Regions from separate parts of the Homo sapiens genome. Here region 2 is linked to region 1. The links are chromatin loops, found by intact Hi-C in ENCODE. Cell type or tissue: A673. All regions are shown on one strand. Links, peaks and the distances in the headings refer to the core of each region. The heading gives the core; the rest is flanking DNA.

What was found. Peaks named below come from ENCODE experiments on the same cell type or tissue, not always from the same donor. Only the 100,000 strongest peaks of a DNase experiment are listed, where the experiment ranks them.
Region 2: a loop joins it to region 1, with 2.0 times the contacts of the local background. A loop is called at or near these places in 1 of 110 quality-filtered maps.

What each region holds. Positions count from the first base shown.
Region 1 is chr11:43,263,117-43,278,385 of GRCh38, reverse strand. It overlaps the pseudogene HNRNPKP3. Among named protein-coding and RNA genes, the nearest start is that of API5, 41 kb to the left of the region's middle. RefSeq lists enhancers at 8,512-9,011, 9,012-9,513. In A673, for the core only: no CTCF peak of the experiment used is centred there; a DNase peak (open chromatin) is centred at 8,945; H3K4me3 peaks cover 323 bases; H3K27ac peaks cover 884 bases.
Region 2 is chr11:43,112,638-43,127,906 of GRCh38, reverse strand. It overlaps LOC124902662 (a long non-coding RNA gene), which reads left to right and starts at 6,439. Exons shown (of 2, transcript XR_007062656.1): 1 at 6,439-6,722. In A673, for the core only: CTCF peaks have their summits at 7,912 and 8,112 (motif pointing right); DNase peaks (open chromatin) are centred at 5,136 and 8,106; H3K27ac peaks cover 444 bases.

The DNA.
Region 1 (15,269 bases), core at 4,298-12,297:
ATGTCAGGCTCCACCCCAGAGCTGTTGAATCAGATGGTGCATTTCAATGATCTCCCTGGGTGAATTGTGTAGCCAGGAAAGTTTGAGAAGTCCTGGCCTCCAGGATCTCAGAGGGAAATATTTCTTCTCACCAGCCTATATAATTAGTTCTCTTTAGTCCAGTGGAGAATAAATAATAAGCTAACATTGTCAACATGTGTCATATTTACAAAGGACACTATTACTGTATGCCTAAAGGAGATATATAAATAATATCTATCTATACACACACATATAGTCTTTTTTTTTGTTTTTGAGACAGGGTCTTGTCCTGTCGTACAGGCTGGAGTGTGGTGCTGCAATCTCTGCTCATTGCAACCTCTGCCTCTCGGGCTCAAGCAATCATCCTGCCTCAGCCTCCTGAGTAGCTGGGACTACAGGAACATGTCACCGTATCTGGCTAATTTTTGTATTTTTAGTAGAGATGGGGTTTCATCATGTTGGCCAGGCTGGTCTCGAATTCCTAGCCTCATGTGATCCACCCGCCTCGACCTCCCAAAGTGCTGGGATTACAGGTGTGAGCCACTGCACCCAGCCTACACATATAGTTTTGATGATTTACCTTTCCAATACCCCCTTAGCTCAATCCCATTTAAAGATGAGAAAACTAGACTTAGAAGTACGCAAGTATCCAAGAGGAGAGCTGAGATGTAAGCACAGGTTTTTGGAGTCCACAGTGACTGTATTTCAAAGTAGCAATAGAAAGAAAGGCCAGCATTTATCCAGTGCTTGCTGTGTACTAGGCCCTATGCCAAATGTCAAATGTGTTATTTAACATCATCTTCTTGACAGTTCTAAGCAGAGGAATACCATTGTCCCCGCTTCACAAATGAGAACACTGAGGAGCAGAGAAGTCAATGAACTTCCTTAAGACCACATAGCTGCTAAAAAAAAAAAATGACCTATCTAGAATTATCACCCAAGCCAGTATGACTCTGAGCCTGAGTTTAACACTACAGCTTAAAGTCTTCCTGAGAAATGTCTGAATTCCTCATGTACATGTCCTTTTGAAACACTTGCCTATGATTATAATGTACTTTTGAGTACATTATTAGTTTGATCTTTAAATTAGTACTTATAGCGACTTGTTTCTTCCCCAATGTTTATTCCCTTCTCCTACTATCTATATTAGTTTTCTAGGGCAGCTGTCACCAAGTGCCACAAGCTGGGTGGCTGAAAACAATAGAAATTTATTGTCTCCAGTTCTGGTGGCCTGAAGTCTAAAATCAAAGCATCAGCAGGGCCATTCTTCCTCTGAAACCTGTAGGGGAGAAATCCTTCCTTGTCTCTTCCTAGCTTCCAGTGGTTTTCTGGTAGTCTTCGGTGTTCCTTGGCTTGCAGGTGTGTTAACTCCAGTCTTTGCTTCCATCTTCATGTGGTGTTTGTCCCTTATGTGTCTGTGTTTTCTCTTCTTCTTTTTTTTTTTTTTACCTCAACCCAAAAGGTACAAAAATAGATTGTAATTAGGTAAGTTAAGATGAGGTCATACTAGAATAGGGTGGACCTTGTTTACAATATACTTTTCATTTTTATCCAGGTAACAGAAGTACAGAGTTTGGAGCCATCATAAGGAATGAAATATTGGCATTTGCAGCAACCTGGATGGAGTTGGAGACCATTGTTCAGAAACCAAATATCATATGTTCTCACTTATAAGTGGGAGTTAAGCTATGAGGATGCAAAGGTGTAAGAATGATATAATAGACTTTGGGGACTCAGGGGAAGGGAGGGAAAGGGGTGAAGAATAAAAGACTGACTACACAGTGGGTACAGTGTACACTGCTCTGGTGATGGGTGCATCAAAATCTCAGAAGTCACCACCAAAGAACTTATCCATGTAACCCAAAACCACCTGTTCCCCCAAAACTACTGAAATAAAATAAAATTGAAAACAAACAAAAAGAAGTAGAGTTTCAACAGTCAAATGTCACTCCAAGAACTAGGACCATGGCCTTTCCAGCTCTTCCCAAGGCCTGTTCTGGGAGCCACTTTGTGTTAGCACTGTCTGTGCCTCTCTGGTTATAACCTCATTTTCCTAAGTGGCCCAATGCTCACTTTCAGTGGTTGTTCATTTTAGGTAAATGGCAAGCCAGTGGGACAAATAGGGGCAATTTCTCCCCTCAGGTAGCGCAGACCTGATGCAGGTTAGGTGCCTGAGGAGGCTGTGATCAGCAGGTGGTCCTGACATGGGAATGTCCCGCAAGGCCCAGAGGTGGGTCATTCTTGGCACATTGATGGCACAACAAAGGGCCTCACATGGGGACCCATCACTAGGCTTCGCACTCTCACCCTGGCGAGGGAAATGGCTGTGACTCCTCCGTTTTATTCTTAATGTATATGCTCCTCAACTTACAATGGACTTATGTCCTAATAAATCCATCATCAGTCAAAAATGTCATATGTCAAAAATGCACCTAACGCTGCTAACAGAGCAGATGGTTCCCGACTTTCAATGGTTCCATTTATGCTTTTACCATGTTATGACAGTGCTGGAGTGATGTGTTTTCAGTAGAAATTGTAACCCTATCATGATTTAGAAGGAGCTCCTCTACCTACAATGGGGCTACCTCCCAAAAGACCCACCTCAATGTTGAGAAATCTTAAGTTGAAGCATCATAAGTCAAGGACTGTCTGTATGCATTTTACTTACATAGAAAGGTTACACAATCCATGTGTACATTATAATACACACCCGGGTCATATCTACAGGACAGTTCCGGAGTCTGTGATAGCCCCACTTCCTTCATCTGGGTCACCACAGTCTCAGTGTGCCCTTTGTGACATGTGACCTCTATATGGAAGCAGTCACCAGTGTACCTGTGGCTGAAGGTGGAAGCGCCACGGGCTCACCTCCCTCCCATTTCCTCAACCCTTTTCTCTCCTGTGGGTTTCTTTGCTTTCTAGTCTGCTCCCCACGCTTCCTCATGGTTCTTATTGCTCTCATCCCCCCTGCCCTTCCCTGGGCTTACACTTTTCTGTCTCCCACCCCCAAGCCACCTTCCCTCTCAGCTTGACTCCACCTCCCCCGTGATTTCTGATCTTTTCCTCCAGCCTGCCTTTGGGCTTTGTTGCGGGAAGACAGGGACCCCAAATGGAGGGACCGGCTGAAGCCATGGCAGAAGAATGTGGATTGTGAAGATTTCATGGACATTTATTAGTTCCCCAAATTAATACTTTTATAATTTCTTATGCCTGTCTTTACTGCAATCTCTAAACATAAATTGTGAAGATTTCATGGACACTTATCACTTCCCCAATCAATACTCTTATGATTTCCTATGCCTGTCTTTACTTTAATCTCTTAATCCTGTCAGCTGAGGAGGATGTATGTCGCCTCAGGACCCTGCAATAATTGCATTAACTGCACAAATTGTACAGCATGTGTGTTTGAGCAATATGAAATCTGGGCACCTTGAAAAAAGAACAGGATAACAGCAATTGTTCAGGGAATAAGAGAGATAACCTTAAACTCTGACTGCCAGTGAGCCGGGTGGAACAGAGCCATATTTCTCTTCTTTCAAAAGCAAATGGGAGAAATATCGCTGAATTCTTTATCTCAGCAAGGAACATCCCTGGGAAAGAGAATATGCGCCTGGGGGTATAGGTCTATAAATGGCCCACCTAGGTGTGGCCGTCTTTTCTGGTCTGTAGACTGTAGGGGTGAAATAGACCCCAGTCTCCCATAGTGCTCCCAGGCTTATTAGGAAGAGGAAATTCCCACCTAATAAATTTTGGTCAGACCGGTTGATCTCAAAACCCTGTCTCCTGATAAGATGTTATCAATGACAATGGTGCCCGAAACTTCATTAGCAATTTTAATTTCGCCCTGGTCCTGTGGTCCTGTGATCTTGCCCTGCCTCCACTTGCCTTGTAATATTCTATTACCTTGTGAAGTGCTTGATGTCTGTGACCCATACCTATTCACACACTCCTTCCCCTTTTAAAAATCCCTAATAAAAACTTGCTGGTTTTGTGGCTTGTGGGGCATCACGGAACCTACCGACATGTGATGTCTCCCCCGGATGCCCAGCTTTAAAATTTCTCTCTTTTATACTCTGTCCCTTTATTTCTCAAGCTGACCGATGCTTAAGGAAAATAGAAAAGAAGCTATGTGACTATCGGGGCAGGTTCCCCAATAGGGCTCCTCCCTGGACACTGCATTTCTTTTCACCCTCTTTCCTCCTCTCTTTACTTTCTACTTCCAGGCCTTTGCTCACTGGCTCAGTCTTGTTCTGCTCTCCCTCCTCCCATGGCCCCCACCCTGCACCTAGATGGGGGCCACATGGACTTGTGGGAAGCCACCATCCTGCACACACCATTCTCTACAGCACTTGGACCCTATTTGTAAAAATCCTGCTCCTTTATTTGTTCAGAAAAGCAGCCTTGTCCCCAACCCAACTGAAACCCAGCACATGCCCTTTGGTGACAACAGCCTCAGCACCCTCCTGATGCCAGGCCCAGGGGTGCTTTTTCTTCTTATAGGGAAGGACACCAGCCATGTTCATATAAGGGCCCACCCTGTTCTAGTATGACGTCATCTTAACTTAGTTAATAACAACCTATTTCTAAATACAACTGGTCACATTCTGAGGTACTTGGGATTAAGACTTCAACATTTATTTGTGGGAGACACCATTCAACACATAACAATATCTCTTGAACTCCTGGCCTCAAGCAATTCTTCTGCCTTGTGCCTCCCAAAGTGCTGGGATTACAGGCATGAGCCACCATGCTTTGCTCCATAACAATATCTCAAAAGGCAGTACAGTGGCCTGGTGTGTGGGTTCTAGAGCCAGAGTGCTGCAGTACAAATCCTGGCTCTGTCACTGAATGACTTAGAGCAAGTTACTTGGAGTATCTGGGCTTCAGCTTCTTCCTCTATAAATCAAAGGAGAACCTCAGAGGAGCATCATGAATTAATATACATAAAGCACCTAAAATAGTGTTGGAGTAGAAATTGCTTATGCCCTTTCCAAATCCCCTTACCAGCTGGTGCACCCATTCCTAGCCATGGCTGATAACTCACACCAGTGATCTTCTGTGGAAAAGGTGGCCCATGGGAGCCGCCCTGTTGGAGATGTCTGAGAGTTTGATTTCCCCTTCAAACTGGCCAAGGCTGGACTTTATCTGGGACCACATCCTTGCTTAGCTCTTTCTCCTTGCCTGAGCTCTCCTGAGAGCACAGCCTCAATAAGTCAAGTGCATCTGAATTCCTGCCTCAGGCTCTGATTCCAGGGTGCCTGACCTGAGCCAAGTGCCCTGGATGAGAGTATTAGATTGCTTCGGCTGGGCGCGGTGGCTCACACCTGTAATCCCAGCTCTCAGGGAGGCAAGAGGCTGGAGGATAGCTTGAGCCCAGGAGTTCGAGATCTGCCTGGGCAATATAGCGAGACCCCGTTCTCCAGAAAAAGGAAAAAGACAAACAAACAAACAAACAAACAAAAAAAACAAAAATGAAAGTATTAGATTGCTGTTACCATTAACATGTTCAGGGAGTGTATTAGTCCCTTCTCAAGCTGCTAATAAAGACATACCTGAGACTGGGTAATTTATAAAGGAAAGAGGTTTAATTGACTCACAGTTCAACATGGCTGAGAGGCCTCAGGAAACTTACAATCATGGCAGAAGGGGAAGCAAACATGTCCTTCTTCACATGGTGGCAGCAAGGAGAAGAAGAATAAGCAAAAGGGGGCGAAGTCCCTTATAAAACCATCAGATCTCAAGAGAACTCACTCACTACCATGAGAACAGCATGGAGGTAACTGCCCTATGATTAAACTACCTCCCACTGAGTCACTCCCATGACATATGGGGATTATGGGAACTACAATTCAAGATGAAATTTGAGTAGGAACACAGCCAAACCATATCAGGGAGCCAGGAATTTACCTCCCAAACTCCCTGCCTTCCCCATGATTCAGTACTGCAATTATATATATATATTTTCTGCCATTTATCTTACAATGCCAAGAATGAAAAGTTTTCCCCGTACACATTGACGGGTTCCTGGGCTGAGACTGTCCATGCGCACCCAGGGGAAGCTGTCCCTTCATCATCACTGGCCACCCCTGAGAGTGTGTGCAGGCCTGAAGCATTTCTCTTTGCTTTACCTCAACTTCGGACTGCTAAGTTTCCTCTGCACTTCACTGCAGCAGCCCACTTCTTAGTGCTTGCTCCTCAGTCATTTGTATGGAGGACGAAGTCTACTTTGTGACAACATCTGGGATTAGTAAATGTTGTTGGCTCAGCCTAACCCAGTTCCACCCTATCTGAACTCAGGTTGGCTTGCTACACCTTAGCCCTGTCCCTGTCATCATCATCATCATCATCATCAATCATCATCATCATCATAACTGCCTCTTAGCAAATGACTAGTATGTGCCAAATTGTCCATAGTATATGTAATAATAACAAAGACATAAGTTTTAACCTTCAAAAATACCTTGAAATAATGAGTGACATGCCGTTTTATTAGTGAGGAGCAGAAGCTCAGAGAAGTTAGGTTACTTCCTGTGGCCACACAGTTGAGCCAGACTTTGAATCACAGTCATTTGGGGGAGAACCAAGTGTAACTACTCAAGTTCTTTGTTGAAATTACATTCTCTATAAGCCCTGAAACCATGAGCCATTGATTTTGTCTAGCGAATAGCACTTCTGATAGCTGGTGTTCTAGGCCCTTCCCAGAAATAAGAAATGACATTGTAACTCCTTGAATCTGTCCTTTCCTTTTTTTCTCCAACTTGGGCTTAAAGTTTCCTCAAATTGTTTTACTTCTATTTGCCATCTGAAGCTTCCTTAATCTACTGCACTTCTTCTCCTCCATTCCCCAAGCCCCGGGCAAATTCATGCATATTATTTGCCCATTTCATTCTGTTCCTGAGATTTGTTTCTCTAACATTCACTCAAGTTTATGCCACCCAAGTTCCAATTCATAATAAGATTTGCATTTTCAGACTTACATTTAAATCAAAGCATATGAGATTCTTGTTCATCACAAATATTAAGAAGGGGGTAGTGGTCATGTCATTTGTCATAATTTATCATGATGTTTGGAAATACTTCATTAATTAAGTTCCCAAACAAAGCCTCCTTCTTTCCCCTTTCCAGGAGCCCATTAATTAGAATTAGATTATTTTGAAATCACGACTTGGTAGCAACCTGTGACAGATATCTGGGTTACTCAACAAATCACAGGGGCTCTATGAAATTGCATAGGAAAAGCTTCGCAAATGACAATACCCACTAACAAACTCACCTTTTCCAACAGTTCTCCAGGACACATCCTTCCATGACTCAGGGTCTTTGTGAGTGGGTGTCAGGCTCTTGATGTTTGATGAAAGATGAATGTCTAACAAATGCAGTGCAAATTCAATGGCAATCAATTGCAAAGTGAAACTGAAAATATTGCAAAAGGTGTAGGATTTCATGAAGTCGAGGGAATTGATATTGGAGGATGGTCTGAACCATTGGCAAAACAGGAATCAGAAGAACCCTTATAAATTGAAGCAGATAAGGATGAGGATGCCTGAACTTCTTTGAGAGAAAATGATTAAAATATCAAATGCCTAAGGGAGTCTCTTCGGCAAAATGAGGAAGCCTTTAAGTATTTTTCAAAAATGACTCTCTTATTTGTTCTCACTGAGAGCGTTAAATATGAAATAAAGAATACCCTATTGTGCAATCACACAATTTTGTGAAAAAATTATGCTAAAGGAATCAATGCATGATTTATTCTTTATTCTGGAATAGTAATGACCTACAGCTTGTTATTTATAAGTTTAAATCAATTTTTATAACTTTTCACTTCAGGTTTTATTATTTTATTTTATATATGTACATATATATATGTACATATATATATATATATATATATATATATATTTTTTTTTTTTTTTTTTTGAGACAGGGTCTTGCTGTCACCCAGACTGGAGTGCAGTGGCACGATCACAGCTTACTCCAGCCTCGACCTCCCATGCTCAGGCCTCCCAAGTAGCTGGGAGCACAGGCGCGTGCACCATGCTTGAATCCTTCCTTCCTTCCTTCCTTCCTTCCTTCCTTCCTTCCTTCCTTCTTTCCTTCCATTCTTCCTTTCTTTTCTTTCTTTTTTCTAGATGAGGTCTCGTTCTGATGCTCAGGCTGGTTTTGAACTCTTGACCTCAAGGAATCCTCCCACCTTGGCCTCCCAAAATGCTGGGATTAGAGGCGTGAGCCACCATGCCCAGCCCACTTCAGGTTTTAATATAGAACCCCAGTAAACCTCGTTTTCTCTATTTTCTATGACGTTTTCCTCTCCTTTTAAGTAAGTTCATTCACGGTAGTCAATTACCCCTGGAAATCAAAGCCTGTCTGTATACGACAGAGTGCCTGCCCACAAGGAGCTTCTGGTGTTATTGGCGAGGTTTTCCAAATGTGCTGGGCACAGGTCAGTGACGAGTGAGAGGATTCCCTTCTGACCAGGCTGTAACTACGGTTTAACTGGGGAAAGAAGAGATGGGAAAAGGAAGGAGGAAATAAATGTCTTCTATGTCCAGTCAAGATCTGCAGGATCTGTAGCCTGGTCTGGCCTTGCTTTCTTTGGCTCCCAAGATGACCCTCTCCTTCTACACAAACCCTTTTTCCTGCTGCTGTCAGAAACATGTTGACAAGACTCTTTTGTTGGCTTTCTGAGGGAGCTCATGAAAAGCACGCTGGGAATTCAGCAAAACACCGGCGCTCTAACTGCTCCTGAATGAGACAGAATTAGAAAATGGCTTCAAATTGAAAACTTAATTTTCAATTAGTGTACATTCAGGCAGGAGTGGGAGGGATTAAGGGATGGCAGCTTGTTTGGTTAACACACTTTTTAGAAGACACGCTTGCAAGCTATTAGTTAGCTTCCTCCTTTCCTCCCCCTCCCACCATCCTAAGTGCTCCTTGCTCTGTAATTTGGCAGCCGCTCGCTCCCCGGCCTGCTGTGCTCTCAGTCCCTGACCGACTCAGATGCAGATGGCAGCAGCGCAGCCACAGGAAGTGGGACGCAGCCTGTGGCCTCCGAGATTGGCTTCTCTGTGTCCTCCTTGCTGTGGACCCCGTGACGCCACAGGTGAGCTTGCCACCTTAAAAGACGCATGTCCTTCTGATGGCTTTAAAAAACACGTTTGGAAAAGAAAAAAACAATTTCTTTCTCCAGCATATTTGGCCATATTATCAGGCTCACCATTGGGCAAATATGTTCAGTGCAACGTCTAAATTAGGGATTTGCAGTGAGTGGGCTTGAAGGTGGGAAGAATGAATGCTGTAGGAATGGAGTATGAAGTTGGATATAGGGGATGGCAGAGGCACAGGTCAGGGATACGGATTGCTTTATCTGCTCTCTGGTGCCCTCTTTCTCATCTTTAGATAGGTGTCATCCACTTCTCTCCCTTTCCCCTTTCCCTAATTCACAAATACTTATCAGGCCCTGAGTGTTCCAAGCAACCACAGCCCATTCCCCTTGGTTAGCCCTGCTTTCTCTTGGTACTTTGCTACCTGTGATGAGTTATCTGTGGAGTCAGTGTCTCTAAAGTGAAGCCTCAATTAACACGTGCACGTGTAACATGGTGTGTTTACAAGCCCTGTAACTGGAAATCATTAATTCAGTCAGCAGAGCAATAACTTCATTAGGAACTTCCTTCTGTCATTAGTAGGCAAGAGAAAGTGTGCCACTGTGATTAAACATGCCATTTCAGACGTGGCAGGCAAGACTGCTATCTGCTTGGCAGGCGTTTTTCATCTTTTCATCTTCCTTCCAACTCTTCTCAGATACAGCAAAGCTGGCTGCAAACATTGGAAGCCAGCATTTCATTCTATAACAGGCATGGCCGCTGGCTCCGCTGATCTGTCACTAGGGTTTTCCTGACTCCTTCTTCGACCTTGGCTCACATCCCAGCCCCAAGCTCCTGGCGACATCTGCTCCCTACAGATTGGCCTGAACAAATTCCAAGTGCCTTTACTTAAGGCTCTCTCTCTCTTAGTGAGTGCAACCCTAGGCTAATTTCTGCAACCCCTTCTCAAAGGCATCAGTGTCCTCAGCCGCCACCAGTGAAATCCTTCCCAAGGTTAAACTCCTCTCCAGAGAAGCGATCGCCACACAGTTTCTTCATTAGCCGTATCGTGCTAATGAGCAACTCTTGTTAATCCCTTCTCTGCCATCCAGGCTGTAGCCTTCCAGCCAGTTTCCAAGAAGTGTTGGATTTAATTGAAGAAACGATGAGATTGGCTCAAATGCTAACAGAAGCTTCCAGACTGAAAAAAAAGGAGAATAGGAAGGAGTTTTGAAAACAAACTCCTGCTAGACAAATACCAATGAATCTTGACAGCTCAGATGCAATTAATTGACTTTGAGAAATGAAACTGAAAGCTAGGATTTTCAGGCTTAAAGGGTCCTAGAAGTCTTGTAATTCAATCCTTTTATTTAAAAAAAAAAGGAGGGGGAGAAATTCTGATTTAAAGCAGCTAAAGGACCTGCTCAAGTGTCTAACAAGGCAGTGGTAGAGGAAGGTGTCTAGCCCAAAGACTGGGACTGTTCCTCTTCCCTGCGATATTCACTATACACATAGCCCTTCTCTTTTTTCCTGTTGTAAAAGCAGTTGAGAAGGTTTTTGGTGATGGTGTCAATGCTCATCTACTTACATTTTTCTTTTTCTCTCTTTTTTTTTTTTGGGGGGGGGGGCGGAGTTTCAGTCTTGTTTCCCAGGCTGGAGTGCAATGGTGCAATCTCGGCTCACTGCAACCTCTGACTCCCAGGTTGAAGCAATTCTCTCACCTCAGCCTCCCGAGTAGCTGGGATTACAGGCACCTGCCACCATGCCCTGCTAATTTTTGTATTTTTAGTAGAGATGGGGTTTCACCATGTTCGCCAGGCTGGTCTCCAACTCCTGACCTCAGGTGATCCACCTGCCTTGGCCTCCCAAAGTGCTGGGATTACAGGCATGAGCCACCAGGCCCAGCCTACTTCAATTTTCAAGGATGTCAGTATGCTTCTCCCCAAAATTTAGGGACGCATCAGTCAGAACTCTTTTGGTTGCAAGAGATGAAAATACAACTTGTCAGAAAGGAGAATTTATCAGCTCATAGTCTCTAAGGGAGGTTGGGTAACTAAATCATAGAAATCTGGGATGCAGGACAAACTAGAACAAGCTCTGGAATATCACCAGCTCTTTCTTTGTTTTCCACTGTGTCTCCTGCATTCTTTCTCACTGAAGACTGCTGTTTTTTCTTTTTTCTTTTGTTCTATTTTTCATATGGAGGGGAATAATTGCTATCAACAGTGCTAAGTTTTACGTCTTACAGCTCCTACCATTGAAGAGGACTTAATCACACATATATAGTCTCAATCCTTAGAAAGTGTTTGGTTGGCTGGGGGTGGTAGGAGGAGCTGGCTTTACGTATTTCAACTTACTTGATCCTTATAACAACCCTACGAGTTTAGTACAATTAACAACATTTTGGTTTCATAGATGGAGATAATAACACAGATAGGTAAATTTGCTTGCCCAATGCCACACAGGTAGAAAGTGGCAGACTGGGATCTAGACCTGGGCCATCTGGATTTTGGGTATTGCATTAAATCATCATGCTAATCTGTGTCTTAAGTGGCCAGACATTATTATGTATGACAATGAGTTTTGGAAGAACTTCTTCTACTTCCTTAAATACTTTACCTACCTGTTGAATAATGATGTTGGTTGATTTAATTCAAAGTATCCGTATTCCCCTTAAAAACAGAAATAACCCTGGGAACAATATCCTATAATTTTTGTTAGTAAGATACTCTCAAATTCAACTAACATTACTTATACCCTTATTTTATTTATTTATAGAGAGAGGGTCTTGCTGTCACCCAGGCTGGAGCACAGTGGCATGATCATAGCTCACTGCAACCTTGAATTCCCAGGCCTAAGAGTTCTTTCTGCCTCAGCCTCTTGAGTAGCTGAGGCTGCAGGTGTGTGCCACCATGACTGGATAATTTAAAAATATATATTTTGTAGAGATGGGGTTTCACCATGCTGCCCAGGGTGGTCTCGAACTCCTGGGCTCAAGTGATCCACCCGCCATGGCCTCTCTAAGTGGTGAGGTTGCAGGCATGGGCCACCGCATCTGGACTTAAGTGCTTATTTTACATGCTACATTAGTACCATGAAGCGGGTGGTATTAATCTTCACTTTACAGATGAGGAAACTAAGACTTGGCAAGGTTAAGTGACTTGCCAAGGTCACACAGAAATAAAGCAGGCAAGCCAGGATTTGCACAGGCCTGCCTTTTTCTGAGCTTAGCACTCTCTAGAATACTGTGCTTGTCAATGAAATGAATCTGTCCCATGCTTTCTGGTTTGCAGAGCTGATTGTATTAGGGAAGGAAGGTGGAAAGTAAGAGGAGAAAAAGAAATTGTGTCCTTGAGGCTTACCGTAAAAGTGAGATTCTTTAAAAGATCTAAGGGGATTGATGTATGAAAAAAAGAGGATGGATGTGAGGGGCTAGTCCAGAAAATTCTAATTCTCTCACTTTACTGCCCAGAGAGAATGGAAACATTCATTGACATGAATAGAAGGCTCCAGCAATTAGGGTGTTAATATTCTGTGTAGTCACAATTATGTTGTAACTACCAATTATGGGAAAACTCATCATTTTACTGTAATGTAATTACATTAAATAGCACCAGTCATGTCGGTGCAAAGACTGGGGCAGCCTCTAATTATCCACTGTATCCAGACACCTCAGCCTGGATCAGGAATAATTGGTGTAATGTGGTTTTGCATTTCAGGGTTGGCCTCCGTATTCCTCAGAAAATCTTTTCTTGCTTTCTGAACCTCCCTTGTGCACGTGATTCAGCTGTGTTTGTGACCTGGAAGCTGATGAGAGGTTAACATCCCCAATCTAGGTGTGTCTTAGTATTTCCCTGAGCAAGAAAGGAATTGAGAGGAAAGCATCTCTTACAGTTGGTGAGCCCTCTGAGGACCAAGACTGTCTTTCTTTCTTTCTTTCTCTCTTTCTTTCTTTCCTTCCTTCTCTCTTTCTTTCTTTCCTTCTCTTTCTTTCTTTCTTTCTTTCTTTTCTTTCTTTCTTTCTCTCTTTCTCTCTCTTTCTTTCTCTCTCTCTTTCTTTCTTTCTTTCTCTTTCTTTCTTTTTCTTTCTTTCTTTTGTCTCTCTCTCTCCTTCTTTCCTTCCTTCCTTCTTTCCCTCCCTCTTTCTTTCTTTCTTGCATGCTTGTTTGCTTGCTTGCTTTTTCTTTCTTGAGACATGGTCTTACTCTGTCACCCAGGCTGGAGTGCAGTGGCACAATCTCAGCTCATTGCAACCTCTGCCTCCCAGGTTCAAGTGATCCTCCAGCCTCAGCCTCCTAAGTAGCTTGGACTACAGGCGTGCACCACTATGCTTGGCTAATTTTTGTATTTGTTTAGTAAAGACGGGGTTTCACCATGTTGGCCAGGCTGGTCTCAACTCCCAATCTCATGTGATCCACCTGACTCAACCTCCCAAAGTTTTGGGATTACAGGCGTGAGCCACTGAGCCCAGCCTAGTTTGATTACTTTTCAAAAATTCTTTTTCCCCCCTGCAAATCCCATTCTTTTCAATCCAAATCCCATTCTTTTCAACATTGGGAGGGTGCCTTCAAGGATTAGTTTTTGTGGGTGTCTATGTTGGAGATTATACATTTACTTTTTTGAAAGCCAATCACTTGTGAAGTTGATCTCAATGAACATCCTTGGGGAAAACCTACATCTTAGAAGGACAAAGGGAGGTGCAATGAGGTGAAGAGGCTCAAAGGTATGAGAAAGCAAAAAAAAAAAATGGTCTCATTTTTCTTCTTTCTTTGATGCTTGGATTTGGCAGTGATCTGATTTAAACATTAGGGGAGAGCAGCAGATGGTGTGATTTATATTCACACATAAAATGCTTTCCCAAGTGATTTGAAGGCCCTGGTGGATTTTAAACATTGTAATAGCTGTGATTATTTTGTTGTATTTTATAGACACATTGTGTTTTGGTCATTCCTGATTGATTTCTTCTCAATTATAAAAGCAGCAGTGGTAAGGATAGGCATCTCCCATTTAAGAGACAGGGAAAGCAGGATGGAGGAGATGATTAAAAAATAGATTTACCCTGGGAGACTTCAGCGCAGGTCACTGCATCATGAACTGGGAGTGAACAGAGACCCTGAGAGCCCAGCCTGACGGAATTTAGTTCATTCTCAACAGAAAACAGATACGATTACAGTGGAGGTCAATAATCGAGTTGCACCAGCCGTGGGATTTGTAGCTTCCTGCTGACTGATGGGCCTCACCTTTCCAGACGAATTTTCTTTGCTTATATTAAGTCTCTGCAGAGAGGATTTTATTGCTCTCTGTGGAGTTAGAGAAGTTAGGCTTTTCAGTTTGGACCTTGTGATTCTAAGTTAAACAGCAACTGACCTTCTTAATTAATATCTAGAAGAAAGAGCCATTATTTTGGAGAAATCCTCAAGCTATTTCAAAGAGAGGTAAAATCAGGATACTGTGAGGTGCCTCATCTTCCACAGGGAGAAGCTGAGGAGGATGGCACTGAGCTGGAACCTGGAGGTGAGAGCATTTTAGGAAACTGAGTCATAAACTTGACCCCAGTGGATGTGCTTCTGGCAATGCTGCAGACCCTGGAATAAGAAAATATCTAAATAATGGCATGAAGTTTTCAGAGTTAGCAATCCCTCCTCTATATTTTGATCTTAATTGTTGACTACCTAACTTAAAACATTTTATTGTCTACTTTTATCCCCAGTGTGATTAATGCTTATGATAAAATTCAAAAAGTCACAGAGGAGTCATTATCCTGTTTCTCTGTTGCACCGACCTCGACATCTTGCCTGTGTCCCACATTTCCCCCACATGCCTATAGATTGGTGTATCCATTTCACACTGATTCAAGAAATGGAAACTGAACAGCTAGAGAAAACCTTCCCTAGCACTGAAACCAGTGGTGAATTTGGTAAATGCCTTGCAGAATATATGGAAGAAGAACAAGCATTTAAAAGATCTAGAAACACTGATGGTTGAATTATGCGTTGTGTTTCAGAGCAAGAATGCTTGGACAGTGATTGGAAAAGGAGATAAGAATATTAAGGCTTTCTGTATAGACTACAGAGCCAGGGTTCTAGCCCCAGAGGGCAATGGCCCCAAGTGCATGCTGAGTATCAGTGCTGATATTGAAACAGTTGGAGAAACTCTGAAGAAAATCAT
Region 2 (15,269 bases), core at 3,760-11,759, 150 kb after region 1:
ACTCATAGTGCTGTTGTTTCTTCCTCTTCTCACTTAACATAACATTATACACACTTTCATTTATCACAAATTCATGGCAAACATGTATTTCAATGTCTTGATGTTTCATACTCTAATTGAAGCAATTTTCTTACTATTGGACTAGCAATGGGATTCCAATTGTATGAGTTGTTTTTACTGTTTTGTTATTATTGAGCATCCTTGTGCATAAGGCTATTTCCATACTTAGGATTATTTTATTTTATTCATTTCTGAGACAGGGTCTCATTCTGTCATTCAGGCTGGAGTGCAGCAGTGGTGTGATCATAGCACTCTGCAACCTTGAACTTCTGGCCTCAAGGGATTCTCCCACCTCAGTCTCCTGAGTGGTTGGGACTACAGGCATGTGCCAACATGTCTGGCTAATTTTTAATTTTTGTAGAGACAGGGTCTTGCTATGTTGCCTAGGCTGGTCTCAAATTCCTGGCCTCAAGCAATCCTCCTGTCTCAGCCTCCCAGAGTGCTGGGATTATAGGCATGAGCCACCATGCCCAGACAGGATAATTTTTTAAAATTAATTTTAATTTTAATTTTAAGTTCCAGGGTACACGTGCAGGATGTGCAAGTTCGTTACACAGGTAAAGTTTGTGTCATGGTGGTTTGCTGCACCTATCAACCCATCACCTAGGTATTAAGCCCAGCATGTATTAGCTATTATTCCTAATGCTCTCCCTCCTACCACCCCACCCCCTGACAGGCACCAGTGTCTGTTGTTCCCCTCCCTGTGTTATGTGTTCTCATTGTTCAGCTCCCACTTACAAGTGAGAACATGTGGTGTTTGATTTTCTGTTCCTGCATTAGTTTGTTGAGGATAATGGCTTCCAGCTCCATCATGTCCCTGCAAAGGACATGATCTCATTCCTTTCTGTGGGTTCATAGTATTCCGTGGTATATATGTACCACATTTTCTTTATCCAGTCTATCACTGATGGGCATTTGGGTTGATTCTATGTCTTTGCTATTGTGAATAGTGCTGTAATGAACATCTGTGGGCATGTATCTTTATAATAGAATGAGTTATATTCCTTTGGGTATATACCCAGTAATGGGATTGCTGGGCCAAATGGTATTTCTGGTTCTAGATCTTTGAGGAATCGCCATACTGTCTTCCACAATGGTTGAAGTAATTTACATTCACACCGACAGTGTAAAAGCATTCCTATTTCTCTGTAACCTTGCCAGCCTCTGTTGTTTCTTGACTTTTTAATAATCACCATTCTGACTGTCGTGAGATGGTATCTCATTGTGGTTTTGATTTGCATTTCTCTAATGATCAGTGTTGTTGAGCTTTTTTTCATATGTTTTTTACCAGCCAGGATAATTTTTTTTAGGAGTGACTACTGAAGGTGAAATTTCTGGGTGAGAGAATCTGAATGGCTAAAAATCTTTTAATATATATACAAGGAGACTTAATAATTCCTTGTAACATGTGCATTGTAAAATAACTATGCTTGGATTTCATTTTTTTTTGCACTAAAATAAACTCATACTAACTTGTTATAACATGTCTAGACAGGATCTAGTTTGAGGGACTAAAAATGCTAAGATATCACTTTGAAAAGAGCCCCTACCAGAACAACATGAATTCTGATAAAATTGAATCAAGAACAAACATCAAATTTATGGTGGAGCCTGGGTGGAAACATGGTGAAATAATTGATACTTCACAAAATGTTTATGAGGGCAATGCCTCAAAGAAATCAACAGTTTACAAGCAGATAACTCATTTTAAGAAGGGACAAGATGATGTTGAAGATGAAACCCTCAGCTGCAGATCAATTTGTGAGGAAAAAATTAATCTGGCTTATGCCCTAAATGAGAGGACCAATGATTAATAGCAGAAACACTAGCTAACAGCACAGACTTCTCAATTGGTTCTACTTACTCAATTCTGCCTGAAAAACTAAAGTTTAACAAACTTTCCACTTGATGAGTGACAAAATCATTGCGTCGAGTAGCTGCAGAGAAAAGCAGAGCTTTCAATGTAAATTCTGAGTAAGTGTGATCAAGATCTTGAAGCATTTCTTCAAAGAATTGGAAGAGGAGATGAAACATGACTTTACCAGTATGATTCCACAGACAAGGCACAATCAAAGCAATGGCTACCAAGAGGTGGAAGTGGTCCAGTCACAGCAAAAGTGGACCAATCAAGAGGAAAGGTCATGGCAACAGGTTTTTGGGATGCTCAAGGCATTTTGCTTGTTAACTTTCAGGAGTGCCAAAAATGATAACATCTGCTTATTATGAGAGTGTTTTGAGAAAGGCAAAGCTTTAGCAGGGAAATGTCCAAGAAAACTTTACCAGACAGTCCTTCTCCACCATGACAATGCTCCTGCTCATTCCTCTCATTAAACAAGGACCATTTTTTAAGAGTTTCAATGAGAAATCATTAGGCATCCACCTGACAGTCATGATTTGGCTCCTTCTGATATCTTTTTGTGTCCTAATCTTAAAAAATCTGTAAAGAGCACCATTTTTCTTCAGTTTTTAATGTAAAAGGGACTGCGGTGACATGATTAAATTCCTAGGACCCTTGGTTCTTTAGGGATGAACTCAATGGCTGGTATCATCACTTACTAAACTGTCTTGACCTTGATGGAGCTTATGTTGGGAAACGAAGTTTATACTTTTTATTTTTGTCTTTTAATTCCATTATTCTATGAACTTTTTGAAGTCACCTCATATTTATTGGCAGTTGCTGTAGGAGAGCTGCCGGAAATGAACTGGAGGAGCAGGTGCTCCAGAAGTTGAGAGTGGGACTCCAGGGAGTACCTTGAACTGCAAGTGCTCTAAGTGCCACAGCAAGTGATGGAAGCTGCAGCTTAGTTCGAGCTAAAGCAGAAGGCTCCTACTGAGACTCAATCACATGAAGAACCCCTTCTGCTCCCAGCTGAAAAACCCAGGACCCCTGGGGCTTTACTGTTTCTGATGTGGCTGCCTACTTATGACCACTGCTGAGACTTGCCTCCAATCTACTGTGCCCGAGCTCTGGGCTGTTTTATCTTCCACATTTCAGGCCATTTCACTGAAATTTGAGTAAATGATTGATCACTTTAAAGCAAGGAACAAATGAACTTGCTGGGCAGTCAGACCTCCTTCCAGCCACACACTTTTGTGCACTCAGTGGTGGATACAATTTCATTAGCATTTGATGGTTTGTATTTTATGTGCCGTGACAGGCAGACCAATCCTAGTGATTTATCAGGGCTGCAGTTAAAGACTAAGCAGGAATGCTCTTGGGGTATGGAGTGGACATTGGTCCCTCATCAATGGTTAAGACTTCCCATGCAGACAGAGTGGTAGCTCTAGGGGAAAAAGCTGAGGTGGGGGAAGGAGAGTGTGAACTGAATTGGTGGCTAATTGCTCCAGCAAAGGTTAGAACTTGGCACTTACTATTTTACATACTGAAAATGAAAACAATATCTTACCCATGAATAGTGAGTAACTGCAAATTACCACCAGCACCACCACATTTGTTGAACACGTATGTGCCAGGCATTGTGATAGGTGTTTGACCCCATTGGCTCACTTATTCCTACATTGGTTTTTCTCTCTGTTTCATTGAGGAGAAATCTGAGGCTCAGAGAGGATTAAAGATAGGTCTACCTATGTTCTTGCACTTGCTTCCTTAGGTTTGTTATTGCCTATTATAGGGTGATTGTTGCATGAATGCTCTTAAAAATTGCAAGTTATTTTCCAACAATATCTGCTGCTTACCAAAATCCTTGTTACTCTCTTCTTCTGGGGCACACTGCTAGATTACATTTCCCAGCCTTTCTTGAAGTTTGATGTGGCCATGTGACTGAGTTCTGTAGAATGCAAGATAAGTAGAAGTGGTACACATCACTCCAGGTGCTTCTCTCCTTGTAGCTGGTTGTGATGAGAGAGTTTCCCTGGGGTATAGAAACCACATGTCAAAGATGGAAGATTCTTTGTCAGTGCTGTGTGGAACAGGAAGACACCTCTTTGCCCCCAACCCACAATTCTTTCATCTGCCTTTACTGGTTTGTAAACAACATGTAAATTTCTATTTTGTTTAGCCACCATATATTTTTGGATCTGTTTTTTTTCTGATATTAAGTTACCCAAATAATACCAAATGCCAACTCTTAACAATTCAAAAGGATCCAGCAGAGATGTTCCAACTACAGGTTGGAAGTAGGTCGAAGGGATTTGCAGTTGGAAGCAAGTCATTTCCTTAGGCCTGCAAGGGGTGGTGTCCTCCCTTGGGTATGTTTAATGGAGGTTCCAGGGCACTGCAAAACTTAATGTATTCCAAGTTACAGAACAAGCACCAGAAGTTCCTGTTCAGAGATCAGCCTATTGTTTTCTCACATAAAAAGACTTTCCCAGCAATAATAACAGTTAGATTTCTATTCCTGTTTAGGTTATCATCACCTTTGGCAGTAGCTGGAACCAAGGTTATACTAGGTCATGATAATCACAATTTAGTTTAAGTCTAGAGGATCCCAGGACTTTGTCTGACTTTGTCTTTTGAAAAACTTTCTGAGGTATTGAAATGGAGTCAGGAAGCAGTTGGTGTCTCTGTGACTCCTGTTGTTACTCTGGTAGATTGACAGGTTTACCCAGAAGGTGATGGTTTTAATGAATGAATGAATGTATGGGTTGCAATAATAGGATTGGGTTTGATGAAGACTTTCCTGGCAGTCAACTTAGGTTTTACCCTGGCATCTGACTGGAATTCTTTCTGAATACATTAACAGAAAAGCTAATAGGATGGGCACTTTATACCGTCTAAAGTTGGTAGGAGGAGAGGGAAGAAAGACCTTTTCTTTCCTTTGTTCCTGCTTGTTCTTTGGTGTTCACAATGTTTTTAGTGGGTGTGATGATGGCAGTGTGATGGACGATGCAATAGGAGAGGACCAGAGGCCATACGATGCTAATTAGATGTGAAAATATCTGAAGTAGTTTTTTGAGGGCACAATGACAATTAAGTAATTTCAGTTTTTAGTGTACATAATTATAAGATATCCAGTTTGTATTAGTCCATTCTCATGCCGCTATGAAGAAATACCCAAGATTGGGTAACTTATAAAGAAAAGAGGCTTAATTGATTCACAGTTCCGCCTGGCTGGGGAGGCGTCAGGAAACTTACAATCTTGGTGGAAGGCACCTCTTCACAGGGTGGCAGAAGGGAGAATGAGTGCCAGCAGGGGAAATGCCAGATGCTTATGAAACAGTCAGATTTCACAAGACTCACTCATTATCATGAGAACAGCATGGGGGAAATCACCCCCATGATTTATTTCCACCTGGTCCCACCCTTGACACATAGGGATTATTACAATTCAAGGTGAGATTTGGGTGGGGACACAGAGCCAAACCATATCACAGTTTTTCCAGAAATTTGCTCAAATGCTATGATCATTTCTAAGTATTTCCTGACAGCATCCCTCCTCCTCATTCCCCACAAGAAGTTGGTTGTATCCCTCCATACAGTTGCATTATACTAAGTAAACCTATCTACTATAACACTTATACTACCAAATTAATTAATTATGCAATTAATTTATTGACTTCCAAAAGTTTAATTGAACATCTATGCTGTGTCAGTTACTGCAAAGGACATAGGAATATAATCATGCATTAGACACAAGTATCTCACAGGCTGGCAGAGGAGACTGACAAGTAAATCAACAAGTGCAGGGAAGTGTGATGGGTATTATGACTGAAGTATGCACAGAGTGAATTAAGAGTTAGTGTCTAAAGGGTGGATTAAGTATGAACAGAGTGGATTAAATGTTTGACGTCTAAATTACACTGCAAGTAGTTCCTGGAAAAGCCTCTTGGAAGTGATGACCCCCGTTACAATTAAAGCTAAATCCATAAGGAGAATTGGGAGATGGCAAGGCGGAGGGTTGTCATTTAAGGTAGGGGGACTAGCACAGGCAGAGACATGGAGGTGGGAAAGAGCAAGATGCATTTCTAAGCTATTAAGTAATTTGGGAATGAGTGTGGGGGAAATGTAGGCAACATTTTGTAACAGTTGGGTTTTTCCTTCCTGTCTTTTCTTGATAGTTTTTGGGTTCTTGGATCATGCTTTATATATCTTTATATCCTGGAATCTGGAATGCCAAGAGTTTCAGTTAATTTTTGTTGAATGAATGAGAGTTGGCTAATATCAAGTCACTGACACACATGCTGGTCTCAACTCTCAGAGCTGCTGGTTTGATGTCCAGTCCTCTGGGCCTCAAGTCAGAATGGATATGGAGTTCTTCAGCTATGAAACAGCTGCAAGTTTCCTTGCAAACAACAAGAAAAGAAGCACTAAATATTTAAAGCTTAAAAGTTAAATATTATTATAAAAGTAATTTAATATAAATGACTTTCAGCAAATCCTTATCCATATTTTATGACTGCAATGGGTGTCTGATTTCTAATGTTTGTGAGCAATTAATTTTAATGGTTATGTACTCTCAATTTCCCTCTGTTTTTCTCCTTAGCAGATTCTAGGTCTGTCAAAGAAAGTGAAGACCTAGACATCAGATGTCACTGTGGACAGAAGGAGACATAGACCCCTGAGTTGAGGTTTTCAAATACAAGTTAATAGGCATTCAGAAGTTGCTAAGTGGCACATAAGCAGTGATTCCATAAATCTCTGAAGTACAGTATTGGCTTGGTGACATGATGCCTTTATTCCCTCATTGAATAGTTCCACAGAGGTAAGTGTTCTCTCCTTTGTGATTTCATAGTACCTTCATTAAATTCCCTTATAGCAAGAATAACTGTGATAATGACTGTTTTTTATTGAGTCTCTACTATGTAACAGATATCACACTGAGGCTATTATATTCTATTACACTAACCATGGAAAATTGGTATTTTATTCTCCATTTTTCAGATAAAGAACTGAGCTCAAACAATGCAGCTGCTCAAGTTCAAGTAAAGTTTTGTTTTTTTTTGTCTCTTTTTGAAATTCTCTATTGACAGGAGTCTCGTCAGTTTCTCCCTTCAAGCCCAGTAGCACAATGAAGAGGATAAGAGTACTCAGTGGATGCTCAGTAAATGTTTTTTTGAATGACTAAATGAATGAAGGCAAGAACTGGTACTATGAAAGAATAATAATAATCATCATCATCATCTTATATTAAGCACTTGCCACCTCACAAAGATCTTTTAAAGAAAAAATCTCTTCTGGGATTGAAGGGGTGACTGATTTCTCTCTAATGCAGTGTCCTCAACTGTACAAATTCTCATGCTCCTTTGCAAGGGATTTAGAGAGGAAAAGTGAGTCCCTTATCCTTCTCTTCCATAGCCTTCTGGTTCTAATCTAAGGGTAGAAGTGGCAACAAGGAAGGTTGGTTGTTTCTTGATTTTTGATCTTCAATTATGACTAAGTTCACTCTCCTTTTTATGCTGATAAGGGTCACCTTTTGATAATTTGGAAGACCCAACTTTGGCTGTGATAGAAGGGAGAGTTGTAGAATTGCATTGTTCTCTAACACTTGCACTATATGTTATGGGAAAATATTTTTGTCTTTGGTATTTCACATCTGCATCTTTTTTGCCTTGAATAAATATATCATAAATTTTTGCCTTGAATATATGTAAAGTTATGTAAATATAGTTAATTCTTCTAAATAAGTGCCTGGGATCACACAGACCATTTGCCCTTTGCAGTTTAACATTGAGTATCCCTGGTCACCTGATAGGAGAGCTCTGTAAGGGCCAATGTGGCTCTTGTGGAGGGTTTTGCTGAATGTCAGACAACAACCCAAATTCCCAAATTATGTCATCCCAGTGGGAGGCTATCTTTTTCAGTTCAATGGACATTGACTTCTTACTTTGGGCCAAGCTCTGTGCTAGGTGCTGGAGGGTCCTTAGCCAAGATCCGAAGGAATCCGTGGTGAGATGCATGTGGCAGATAGAGAAAAAAGCAGGTAGCATGGATATGCAATGCTTTGAGAACTAATGAGACTTAATGAGAAAATATGGGGGAGAAGAGGGCTGGAGTGGACAACAAGCTGTTTACAAGAGGGACTTGGGATTTGGATAGGTTAAATAACTCACCAATATTACACAGCCAGTAGGGGGCAAAACAGGGATTGAAACTTTGATTTCTCTAAGAGACAGTGAAGAGACAGTGTTACAGTTGCTTAGTCATGAAGAATCGTAAGACCTTGGTATGAAGTCTGACTTGTCTGATTAGCTATGTGACTTTGGGCATCTCGAATAATTTCTCTGAGCCAGCATTTTCTCAGCCTTCTTGATGCTGCTGCTTCAGAGGGTGGTTATGAGGATGAAATGAGATAACATTGGCAAGGTGCTGATCATCTTGCCTGGAAGCTGGTGAGAACCAACTAAATGGTAGCCGTTAGAATCTGCTGGAATGTATTTCTTTGTCAAAGCCTAACAGGGGTGAGGATTGAGAAAGAGGAAGTCCCACAGGGTCTTAGATAAGGTAGACTGTGATAGATAAGACAGTTGGGTTAGAAACTGTGGTTCTCAAACCTAGCTGCCCATTAGCATCACTTACAGAGATTTAAAAGCACAATCATCTCTGAACTCTATACCCAGAGATTCTTATCTGCAACTTAAAACAAGCTACCGGTGATTCTAACTATCCAACTAGATTGAGAATCATTGGATTGGACAATCCTAGGAGGCAGATGGCTTTGAGGTAAATTTTTGTACATCCCCACCTCTGTTTATCAGTGTGACTGGCATCTCAGCCAGTGGGTAACCAGCGAAGTGTCCTGCAATGAGCTCTGTATTGTAATATTGATCATTCCGGAGTGCTGACGGCAGGGTCACGTTGCTAACTAACCCAGCATCTGTAGACTATGTAGACTATACCCTGAAGGGGCATGATCAAAGTGACATTGCTGAGGTCAGGCCTAAGATTGATGTGTGGTGATGAGAGGTGACAAATTCAATCACAGGCCAGAAGGGAGTGGTAGAGCAGTCATACTTACAGGACCTCGGTATATGTATATAAGCCTTGGGCTACTATGCCTCTTCTCACCTGCCTAACCAGTGTTAATTTCTCCAGAACAGCAATTCCCAGCCATTAGTCACAACATGCTTGTATGTTCTAATCAATATAATAATGCTTTGTTATTATAATGAAGCACACGAATTTGTAAATAATTTATTTAAAAATTTAATAAAAATACATATTAGAATGAGATGAGGTTATCTCTGTTTTTCCTCCTCGCTTTTGCAACCAGCCAAGAGCAAGGCAGCAGCCATCATCTCTGCTTTGATAACTGCAATTGCCACTTGCTGCCCTTTCGCATCTATTCTTCCTCCTCCTTTCATTCTCCACCTAGCAGCCAGAGTAATTTTCTTAACATGTAATTCAGACCATGCCATGCTCCTGCTTAAACCTGCTGGTACCTTCTCATTGTGGTCAACATAAAATACAAACTCCTTCCCCATCCTCAAGGCCCAGTGTACCTCTTCATTGACACCTTTTTCTCTCCCGCTGGACCACTACCCTTGAGCTCTTGAAAGTGCTGAGCTCTTTCCAACCTCATGGAGTTTGCATCTTCTGTTCCCTCTGCGTAGAATTCCTTTCTTATTGTGAGACAGGCTCTCAAATATTACCTTACGGAAGAGGCCTTCCCTGACTCTGAACTGAAGTGACTTCCCCTGACACACTGCCCTCCCAACCCCATTACTTCCTATCACATCACCCCATTGATTCCCTCCATTGCAATGAACACCACCATTAATGACTAAATCTTACTTTTTATTTGTACGTCAATGTACAGCAGCTATTTTTCCACTTTCATAATGGAACCTCCATAAGGCAGGAGCCTTGTCTTTTTTATTGCCAGCACCTAGCATAGTGATATGGTTTGCCTGTGTCCCCACCTATATATCATCTTGAATTATAGCTCCCATAATCTCCTGGTGGGAGGTAATTGAATCATGGGGGCGGTTACCTCCATGCTGTTCTCATGATAGCGAGTAAGTTCTCATGAGATCTGATGGTTTTAGAAGGGGCTTTCTCCCCCTTCGCTCTGCACTTCTCCTTGCTGCTACCATGTGAAGAAGGATGTGTTTGTTTCCCCTTCTGCCATGAAGGTAAGTTTCCTGAGGCCTCTCCAGCCCTGTGGAACCATGAGTCAATTAAACCTCTTTCTTTTATAAATTATAATTTATAAATTACCCAGTCTTGGGTATGTCTTCATTAGCAGCATGAGAATGGATTAATATACATAGTATATGGCATGTAGTAAACATTTGATAAATATTTGTTGAAAGAAGGAATAGTTCAATAATTCTGTCATTCTTATACATTCTGAAATACTTTCTAGAGGAGAAAGATAGGTTGGAATGATAGCTGGCTGTAAGTGGCACATAAACTGGGCAGGCCTAGGGGAACAGTCATTTATTTAGTCAACAAATGCCTGTTGAGTATTTGATTGTCCAGGCACTGTTCTACGCACTGAAAATACAATTATACACAAGGTAACAAGTTCTCCTGCTCTTATGAAGCTTATGGAAAATATTAACAAAATGAACACGATTATTCCAGTAAGTTATAAGTTCTATGAAAACATTATTCATGACAGGATGGTGTGGTCAAGAATGATGGGGGCTACTGTAGACAGGGTGGACAGGGAAGGCTTCACTGAGGAGGGGGCTTTTATGAAGGATCCCCAGGACAGTGCTTCCTAGAAGGATCTTGTATGAAAGAAAAAAACTTTCAAAGTCACTGCTTCAGGAGATAATACTAAAGCTTTAATTAGAATCCACTTAAGTCAGATGCTATTTTGTTCCCTAATAGTGATTAGCACTGTCCTGGGTAATTAACAGCCCTTAGATTTGGGAGAAGATATAACTTAATTATCCATCTGACCTTGATTTTGTAAGTGTTGGGCCAAAAAGAAGGAAAGGGGCCAGAATATAGCTGGGGAATGGAGACAGATGTAGACCAAGCTCTATCCGGCTGAAAAGGGATCCACTGGGCAAATGGGGAATGGATTTCCTGCAGGGAGGTAAGATTCCAATGACTGAGCAACTTGCTGGTTCTTTCACACTAGATGTCCTGCTCTCTGTTTCCATGCTATTGCTGGTGTGACCTGGCCCAAGACATCTGCATGCCACCAGTGACTTTGCTCCATTGCTTCATGCACACCCACTTTTCTGGAGACTAGAATTTCAAGCTCACGGTTGCTAACCCCATCCCTACTTCAGCCTCCCTGGCTAAGGTGGGCTGGTCACCATCCAAAGCTAAGAGATCCCCTTCTAATAGAAGCGACAAATTCTTCATGCCCCCTCATTTCCTCCTCATTCGATAAATCTCTCCTAAAGTCACAGACAGTCAGACTCTGGAAAGTTGTGAATGAAAGAGATCAATTTTTTTTCCAAAGTAGGGAAAGTAATTTGTGTCTTTAACTTTTAACTTTTTTTTCCTGACTCTAATTTCTCCTTGTCTTCCTCTCCTTTTCTTCTACTTCCATTCAAGTCTGCTTTGGACTAGAGTTTCAGATTAACTTTCAATTCTTTCTTTAGTAGATTTTTAATTATCCCAAAGCCACACTGAGAGCAGGTCAGTTCAGAGGCTCCAGGCAGCTTTGCTCACATCTGCAGACCACGTAGGTATAATCTCTATGGCAACTGACCCATGTTGGTTAGGAACAAATAAGCTGAAAACCAAAGGTTAATTGCTGTTTCATTTCTGCTTCTTTTTTTCCCTTGCAAGTCCAGCATTGTGGATGGAAGTTCTAATTAAAATCAAATTATCAGCAGATTGAGCATCTTCTTTATAATTTCAGTGGTTGAAAAATTATTCTGGCTGCCTTGAAAAGGGAAAGCAATAGATGGTTTCTATTGGCCTCCATGGCTCCTCTTCCCACCTCTAAGGCAAAGACAAATAGCTTAGAGGACCCAGCCAAATGGCCTGGATCTTTGCTACACCTAAGAACAGTATGCACCTTCACTGTCACTTGATTTTGTTATTAATACTATCACTGATAGTGCTGACCATATTGGGAATTTACTTTCTGCCATGCACTGTGCTAAGCACAGATGTACATGATCTCATTTAAATTGTGAAGCAACGCCATGAGAATCTCTACGTTCTTAACTCCTTCTTACAGATGAGAAAACAGCATCAGAGGTATGAAATAGCTTGCTCAATGCCAAATAACTAATAAATTGCAGAGCTGGGTTTCGAACCCAACTTATCTGATTCTAAAGCTCTTAATCTTTAGTTGGATCCTCACATATGCACCTTGAGGCTCTGAGGTGGTTAGAGAGGCTGGGAGAAGGAGACGACTTGGTTTTCCTTGTTAGTCACTTCAAATCAATATGCTCAGGTCATATGTTGGGCTTTATGTCCCCACACAAAGCTCATCTCAAATTGTAATCTCCACTTGTTGGGGGAGGGACCTGACGAGAGGTGATTGAATAATGAGGGTAGACTTCCCCCTTGCTGTTCTTGTGATAGTGAGTGAGTTCTCAGGAGATCTGGTTGTTTGAAAGTGTGTGGCACTTTCCCCTTTGTTCTCTCTCTCTCCTGATCTGCCATAGTAAGATGTGCTTCCTTCCCCTTCACCTTCTGCCATGACTATAAGTTTCCTGAGGCCTCATAGCCATGCTTCCTGTACAGCCTGTGGAACTATGAGTCAATGAAACCTCTTTTCTTCCTAAGTTACTCAGTCTCAGGCAGTTCTTTAAAGCAGTGTGAGAACGGACTAATATATCAGGGATTTGGTTAAACTCATTATCTTCCCAGTATTCCTGAAAGAGTAATTATAAATTTAGGGAATCATGCTACACATTAAGTCTTATATACAGTTTCTTTATTTTCCTAGGATGAAAAAAATCAATATAAGGTCTTTTACTTGTCACCTTTAAATATAGTGCTCTTGTGTTCATTTCTTGCCTTTGCTCAAGTCTTCTCCCCCACTGAGGAATTCTCCTTCCCTTTCTATATTTGCCATTTGTGCTTCTCATCCTTCGAAGGCCAGTTAAAGACACAATATTCTTTATGAAATGTATTTTCTTTGATAACAATAGCTCACATTTTATCATTTATCATGACTTCTTTATAAACATTCACTTTCTGAATTGTACAGTAGTAGTTAACAATTTAAACTGCAGCTCAGATGTCCCGGATTTGAATCCCAGCTTCACTATTTAATTTAATACTTCAATGTTTTTGAGCAAATTACTTCTCTCTGTGCTCAGTTTTCTCAGCTATAAACTGGAGATCATAATAGAATCTACATTTTAGAGGGTTCTTCTCAGGATTAAATGAGTTTTCACAGGTAAAAGACTTAGAGAAGAATGCAGGCTGATAGTACGTGTTGCTGTTAGGTCCTGTCTTATTCATTAGTTGTTTTGTTTAATATTATTCAGGACAGAACTTTAATTCAAACAAATTTAAGCACAACAGTGGAATATATTGGCCCTATAAGTGGGAATTTCAGTGACAGACCTAACATTGGGATCACTGGATCCAGAGACTCAATGGTATCACTCAGCAATACTTTCTCTGTGTGCTGGCTTGATCTCAGGCAGGTGCTATATTTATGGTGCTCCCTCCATCACTAGGTTTATATCCTCTCACTGAAAGACTCCAGAGGTTAGGCAGCACCTCCCTCCTCTAACTTCAGTAAAAATTCTGGGGCTGGTTTTAATTGTTCCCGTTTACATCACTGAAGCAGTGGTTGTGGCCAGGAGGATTCAGTAAACTCACTGGCCAGGGCTTGGAGACAGAGAGTGGGGTTAGCCCTATTCAAATCATGTGGCCAGAGGGTTCTCCAAAGAGGAATCAGGGCATATGCTTATTTCAATGTCTGTCACTGCACTTTTATGGTAAGGCCTTATTGGGAGAATAGTGTTGGACTCATCTTTCATACTTAACATTGGGCAGAAGCTCAGAACAAAAACTTCCTGGTGACGGCCTTGCATGTGGTGTCTGCCCGCAGGACTAGGAAGTGAGCTGCTTGAGCTTTAGCCTGCAAACCTAGATCCATTCAAAGCTGCCTTGGAAAATCAGCACTTGGGAGAGAAGGAGCGAGGGTGTGAGCAGGACAGAGGGAGAAGAATGAGATGTACGGGAATGAGAGGCACCTTCATCTGCATTTGTAATGTTTTATTTATTCACAGAAGGATATAAAGCAAATACGGAAAGATGTTCATATTGGTTAGACCTGGGAGATGGGAACTTGAGTGTTATAATAGTCTTTGCCTTTTCTGCATGATATATTTCATAAAAAATCAATACAAAAACAACAACAAAACAAAGCAAAATCCAGGAGCAGGAGCTACTTAGCCAGACAGCTTTTTTCCTTCTGATTTTCTTGTATACCAAAAGAGAGAAGTTCAGTAATCACAGAATCCTAGGTGCTTTTCTGATGAATGTCATTTGTGAAAGCCCTTTCTGCTCTTTTATCTGAGAGGAAACATGAAGTTCAGAGTCATCTTCAAGGAAAGTTCAACAGCTTCTGGATATGAATTGGAGAAAGCTTTATTTGAAACCTTTTATGAGGAATAAGAATGTCAAAATTTATGATAATCATAATGATCCTAGTAATAATAGTTATCCCTTATTGAGAACTGATTCTCAGGCACTGTGCTAAGCACTAAATGTATATTATTTTGTTAAATTCTCCCAACAACACTGTGACGTGGGTAGTTCTGTTACTCCTACATTATAGATGAAGAAGTAGAGGCTCAGATGAGTTAAGTGACACATCCAAGGTCACACAGCTATGATATGTGGAACTTGGTCTCAAACCCAGGTCTGTCTGGTTCAAAGGCCGGTTTGGCCCCCACTCCAAGTTATTTGTTTACCCAGGAGTAGGTCTGGGCACCAACAGGCTTTGGCAGTTAGTATTTCCCTCCCCAAAGAGCATCATTAAGCACACTGGCTCTGAAGTATAAATGCCAGGCTGAGCCATGCTGCTTACTATGATTTTTAATCTCTCAAGCAATGTGAGCTTCAGGTGTACGGGGATAAAACGGTGGAAAAGAGCACTTTCTTCATTGATTTTCCTGAGGATTAGATGGGGATGTGCATTTAAAATGCTGCACACAGTGGTTGACAAACAGCAAGTGCTCAATAAATGTTAATTTTGTTTCCTGCCATTTCAGACAACATGGATGAACCTGGAGTGCATTATGCTAAGTGTAATAAATCAGACACAGAAGGATAAATACTACATGATATCACTTATACAGGGAATCAGAAATAGTCAAAGTCATAGAAGCAGAGAGTAGACTGGCGATGACTAGGGGCTGGCTTG